2 separate regions of the Homo sapiens genome follow, and region 2 is linked to region 1. A link is a contact called in ENCODE Hi-C or POLR2A ChIA-PET data. All regions are on one chromosome and are shown on one strand. Each heading gives the region's core, a stretch centred on a gene start or an enhancer-like site at or near the end of the contact. The rest is flanking DNA. Distances are from core to core; before and after follow the strand shown. Region 1 overlaps RGS9 (regulator of G protein signaling 9). Region 2 has its middle 130 kb from the start of RGS9.

The links. Hi-C counts contacts between places; a loop is a spot of excess contacts on that map. ChIA-PET counts read pairs that join two places held with the same protein, here RNA polymerase II (POLR2A). Pooled maps may share reads with other maps.
Region 2: a loop to region 1 is called in a map of naive thymus-derived CD4-positive, alpha-beta T cell, with 7 times the contacts of the local background. The contact joins two enhancer-like sites. A Hi-C loop is called at or near these places in 7 of 168 maps with a recorded cell type or tissue (Caco-2, IMR-90, endothelial cell of hepatic sinusoid and 4 more) and 14 of 50 pooled maps. POLR2A ChIA-PET finds 5 or more read pairs at or near these places in 2 of 52 experiments (activated CD4-positive, alpha-beta memory T cell and activated CD8-positive, alpha-beta T cell).

Annotation. Positions count from the first base shown.
Region 1 is chr17:65,227,546-65,230,517 of GRCh38, reverse strand. RGS9 (regulator of G protein signaling 9) reads right to left here. Exons shown (of 19, transcript NM_003835.4): 19 at 2,815-2,972. Among named protein-coding and RNA genes, the nearest start is that of RGS9, 92 kb to the right of the region's middle. Within about 2 kb of position 1,582, at least 4 of the 41 ENCODE cell types and tissues checked have a DNase peak (open chromatin) inside an H3K27ac peak, as active enhancers do.
Region 2 is chr17:65,261,074-65,264,060 of GRCh38, reverse strand. No RefSeq gene overlaps it. Among named protein-coding and RNA genes, the nearest start is that of RGS9, 130 kb to the right of the region's middle. Within about 2 kb of position 1,665, at least 2 of the 41 ENCODE cell types and tissues checked have a DNase peak (open chromatin) inside an H3K27ac peak, as active enhancers do.

The DNA of each region.
Region 1 (2,972 bases), core at 333-2,832:
CAAATATTGGCCAAACAGAAACTAACTGGTCACTCCCGTCTCCTCTTGCCCCACCTCTTGCATTATGTTATGTTATGTTATGTTACGTTATGTTATGTTAGTGTAACCCATTACCCCCAAAACTGTGTAATAATTCCACTGTGGGAGAGACCAAGTGTCCGCCAATATCCACTCTCCCCATCTTCCTTCCTCTAGCTAAATCTCTAGAAGTTTAACTACTCACAAACTGGCCTAACTGAAGACTACATTTCCCGGACTCCCGTGCAGCTAGCCATGGTCATGTGACCAAAGGCCAACCAATGGGATGTGAATGGAAATGACCCATGCTACTTCCTGGTTGTGAACTTAAGATGAAGCCACCTTCCCACCATTGCCTCTTTTTCAGTTATCCCCTGGGTATGGGCATGGGTGTAGGGGTGGTGAACCAGCTTCAATCACTACCTCAAGGCAGTGGTTCTCAAGCTCACCTGGACATAGACATCACCTGGGAGAGGCGCTAAAAAAAATCCCAGTGTCACAGCTCTGTGCGTGTGCCCTGGACAGCGGGATCTTTCAAGTTTCCCCAGTGGATTCTAATGTCCAGACAAGATGGAGGAGCATCATACTTGTGACCAGGGGATGGGTGGAGCAACAAGATAAAAAAATTTATTGGTTGTTGGATTTTTTTTTCTCTTCCCTGGCCTCCATTCACTTCCAGCCCATGACCTGGACTGCCCTACTGCCTTTAGGCAACTCTGTGTTACAGACAGAAACTCTGTCATGTTTGAACCCACTTCCTCCCTTCTGAGGTCTATTTATTACTGAACTATAGCCTGGACTTTATTTAATCCAACCAGTGGATTCTGGAGCCTTCTGTCATTGACGCTCTATCCATGTGGATCTTAGTTTCCATGTGGGCTTAGTTTCTCTTTAGGACCCTGGGGGCTTAGGAGAGGAACCCTTAAACACTGATATACAAACCTAGGGTTGAGATTCTCCTTATTTCTTGACATTGGCTGGTAGTAAACTAAGGGTGTGGATTGCTTCGCCTTTCATCTCATTTTAGATCAGCATTGCAAATAAAGGCATCAGGTTAACAGCTCACTCACTCTTCCAAGAAAGGACCAGACTCTCTCACTTACATTCTGGGGGAAAATTTTTCTTAGCCCTTTGTGAGTGACTCTTGTGAGCCCAGTGGAATAGATTCAGTAAAATCTACAATGAGCAATGGTCTTTAAGTATTGAAGCTCTGTGTTTTCCCTACGGGGATTAGCAAATCTAGGTTTCAGCCATGCACCCACCCAACATTCATTTGTAGAAGTGTGCAGAGATGAGTCAGCAACCCCAGTATTTATGGGCTAAATAAGTTGTCAGAGGTTAAAAGCAAGTCAGGGGCTCTTATCTACTAATTGAATTCTGAGGAAGTTGAGGGCTAAAGGGGAGGGGTATAATGAGTGGTTTGGCAAACCACTTGATTTTTTTCTCCTGTGAGGACTTCCTATGCAACTTTTAAGAGCTGTTTTATTCACCGCGTAGCCCTTAATCGCAACCCGCTGTCCAATCTAATTATGATCCCAGCAGTGCCGTTTGGGGCAATACTTCAGAGCATGCGCAGAAACCAGGGACAAGTACATACGCTGTAATCTCTAGTGCGGGGTTTCTCAACAGTGGCACCACTGGTGGTTTGAACTGATAATCTTCTGTTGTGGGAGCTTCTGTGCATTGTAGGATACTTAGCAGCGTCCCTGGCCTTTACCTGCTAGACACCAGTAGCAACCCCCACCCACTGCCGCAGTCTTGATAACCAAAAATGTCTCCAAACACTGACCGGTGTTCCCTAGAGGGCAACATTGACCTGGTGGAGAAACACTGTCCCGGATGAATTCCATGAGACAAGGAGTCCTACTCACAGCAACATCCCCAGCGCCTGTCATAGCGTCTGGCACATAGTAGGGACTCAATAAACACATGTTGAGTGAGTAACTAGGAGGGGAGGTGGGAGGAGCACACCAAAGCCCAAACCTCTAGAATTTCCCACTGGCCTAGTGCAGCGGAAGTGAAAAGGAGCACTCAGATCTCCAACTGCAGGGAGCACGCGGGCTGATGGCCAAGCTGCTGCAGCTCAGGATCCACCAGCATATCCATGCCAAGGTCAGGCTTTCCACGGGATCTCCCAGCACATGACCATGCACCGTGGGGGTACGAATGCAGGGCCGTTCCCAGAGATGCAGGCCCTCTCCAGCAATGACTTTGGCTCAAGGACACCCCAGCAGCCTGGTCAAAACTTTCTTGGACTGCACAAAGGACACCCCAGCAGCCTGGCCAAAACTTTCTTGGACTGCATAAAGGACACCCCAGCAGCCTGTTCAAAACTTTCTTGGACTGCACTGCCATCTAAGACTCTCCCTGCCCAGAGGTCAGACTTGCAGCACGGTCTGGACTGCCCCCCGCCCCGAACCCCCTCAACACTCAACTTCAACTTTCTCCAGCTCTGGCCCTTCCTTTATCTACCACAGGTGTTTTCCCCAACAAATCTCTTGTCCATCGAATCTCACCTTGGTGTCTGCTTCTTGGAGGACCTGAGGCAACACACCTGGCATTTTAGGAGTGTGCCTGCTCCCAGCCCTCTGTCCATTCCTGTGAGATGCCATGCCCCGGGGCATCCCCTGGGGAGCTCTGCTGATGAGAAAAGCATTGTGCACAAACCCATTTAGACAAGGAGAGAGCTCTTGGAAGCGACTCAATGTCCCTTTGTCCAGAAGATTGAAGAAGACGTGAGTTTAACTCATAAATAATAGCTCACAAATTACTAACAAAACCAGACACACACTAACATTCCAAGAAACTTAAAGTTAACCTTTTATTGGTTTTAAGGCAGCAGGGAAAGTCTTCTGGTCCACATGCGTTTCTTCTGCCCAGGGGAGGGAGGGTCAGGAAGAGGAGAAGGAGTTGGCCCCTGGTAACCAGCCAGAGCATTCTTTGCCACAATCTAC
Region 2 (2,987 bases), core at 416-2,915, 33 kb before region 1:
TGTCTCTTAATAACAGTTCAGTTCTTCCAAAAATTATCCTTTCATTATTGCATCAACATAATTCATCATGGCAAATGTTTCTTTTTCACTATACAGAGAGTTGTGTCCCAGGCCCCATGCTGGCCCTTTTTATGGGCTCTTCTGTTTATCGGCAAGGCTAGCACTGCTCAGCACCTGGGCTCTCTTGCAGTCTCTAACCCCATCCCCAGATGCCTTGGCTAATTTTGCGTATAGCAGAAAAAGTTCCCCAGATGGACAATAGAGAGAGCTGGAAAGGGCATAGGATTTGAATTCAGATAGACCTGGACTATTACCACATTTCTGCCACTTTGGGTAAGCTGCTTGACTTCTCCGAGCCTCAAATTTCCTATCTGTAAAATGCAAGAATGATAGTACCTACCCCATAGGGGAGTTGGGAGGAATGAATGGGGTAATATGAAGTGGCCAGCCCCATGCTTGACATATTAAGCTTCCTTAATAAATATAAGCTGGTATTGTTGTTGTTCTTCTTCTTGTTGTTGGAGGAGAAGGAGGAGAAAGATTTTTTTTTAATAATTTCAACCTTTGTTTTAGATTCAGAGCATGTGCTAATTTGTTACATGGTTATATTGTGTGATGCAGAGGTTAGTGAGCATAGTCCACAATAGGTAGTTTTTCAGCTCTTTTTTCCCTCCCTCTCTCCCCCATCTAGTGGTTCCCAGTGTCTATTGTTCCTATTTTATGTCCATATGTACCCAATGCTTAACTCCCACTTACAAGTGAGAACATGTGGTATTTGGTTTTCTGTTCCCGTGTTAATTCACTTAGGATAATGGCCTCCAGCTGCATCCATGTTGCTGCAAAGGACATGATTTCATTCTTTTTTATGGCTACATAGTATTCTGTGGTGTGTATGTACCACATTTTCTTTACCCAATCCACTGCTGATGGGCATCTGGGTTGACTCCATGTCTTTGCTGTGATGAATAGTGCTGTGATGAACATATGAGTGTGCGTGTCTTTCTGGTAAAACGATTTATTTTCCTTTGGGTATATATCCAGTAATGGGATTGCTGAGTTGAATGGTAGTTCTGTTTTAAGTTCTCTGAGAAATCTCCAAACTGTTTTCCACAGTAGCTGAATGCATTTACATTCCCAACTGTGTATGAGTATTCCCTTTAAGAGAAAGATTTTAAATATAACTTTTTCCTAAGCTGTTGCTGCTATTAATGCATAACATACTGCTATTATTGGTCTACATATAATTTGAATTTTTGGAAACTTTAGCTGTGCTATCCACTTTGGAAAAATATTCCAGTTTACCATGTTGAGGTGGCATTGTACAGAAATTAACAACCATATTGCTCTAGAAAAGTTAAACTTATTTTTTTTCCATTTGTACAAGGGTAACACACTGTATTAAATATGTAAAGTCTTATCTACATGAGTTTGATCACAGAAACTAATAAAGTACTCTCTAAATTTTTTGAAAAAACTTTTTTCTGACTTCAAAATTAATGTTTTACTGAAAAAAAAAAAACACGAAACACACAGGAAAGCACCAAGAAGGAAATACAAATCACTCAGTGATAACCACTGAATCATCATTTTGTGGTATTTCCTTTTACTCTTTTCCTGTTCACAAGCAGTGGGTGTAAATCCCCATCCAAAGCTTTATGTAGGCAAGAAATAGATCTTTATTTCCTCTAGCTCAGCTTGATTTCTGTTGTGATTCTTGATTCCTGCAGGCAGAAATTCAAAATCTCCAGTTCAATCTCCCCTCTTGGAATAGGATTGGGAGAAAATGGGGGGCAAGGGGATGTGGTCCATGGATGGATGCTAGATCCCAGGACCAGGTCGTCTCGCCTTGCTTCCAGCTCCTCCCCCTCTTCTTACTCCTCCAACTTTTCCACTGCCTACTATTTTATTTCCCTTCCCTGAGGCAAACAGCACCAAAGAGCTGAACTTTAATACAGAGGATGGGGGTAGGGAGGAGGTTCCACAAAGGGTAAAAGGAAATGTGGACACAAAAATATCCCTTAATATTTAAAACATATTGTCTACACACACACACACACACACACACACACATACACACACATACACACACACACGCACGCACCGGTATAATGCAGCTTTGTGGCCTAATTTTTCCACTTAGCAGTGTATTGTGGACTCACCTCTGTATTATTATAGCATTTTTATGGTCTACGCATTATGCCATTCTACAGAGGTAAGTAATTTACCTCTCTGCACCCAGTGTTGGAGAAATGGATTCTTTCCAAATCTTTATTACTGTAAATTATATTGCAATGAATATCCCCTGAACATGCCACTGTCAAGCCCTGCATTCGAAGGCAAGAGTAATTCTCTCTCTAAACCTCACAGAATGGTTGAAAGGATTAAATGAGACAGTATCTGTAAAGTGCTCTGCAAATACACGCTCAACAGAGGATGATGACGGTGGTTATGTTGATGATGACAACAACAAAACTTCTCACAAATTCGTGATATAATCCTCAGGATAAAGACCTAAACACAAAGCGGCTAGATTAAACGACAAGAACATTTTCTACAGTCTTCTGGTAAATCACTGGATTGACCCTCCATAGTGACCTGCCCAAAGCCCCTATGACAGGATGATGCCTCCGTCTCCCAGCTGCTGTCAGTGTTGATGCAAAAGCCACCTGGCTGCTACCCGGAGAACTGCCCTTGGCCTGTTGCAGGAGCCACTGAGGCAGGAAGTGTCTGGAATGTCAGCCTACTACCCTGAGGCAGCTGCAGCTAACAGGTGACTGATACAGGGTACAAAGGCCAGAAGTGGGGACCACCTTGTGTTGCCTTTCATACTTTCCAGCTCCCCCTGGGAACAGGCTAAGATGAGACTTCAGCTGAGCCACATCTTCTCTTCTTCCTCTTCCCTACCCTGTTTCCATCGCTTCCTTAAAGGATTTTCTTCCAAGAGCCTCCCTCCATAAATCACTTGTATGAGAATCCCTGCTTCTAGC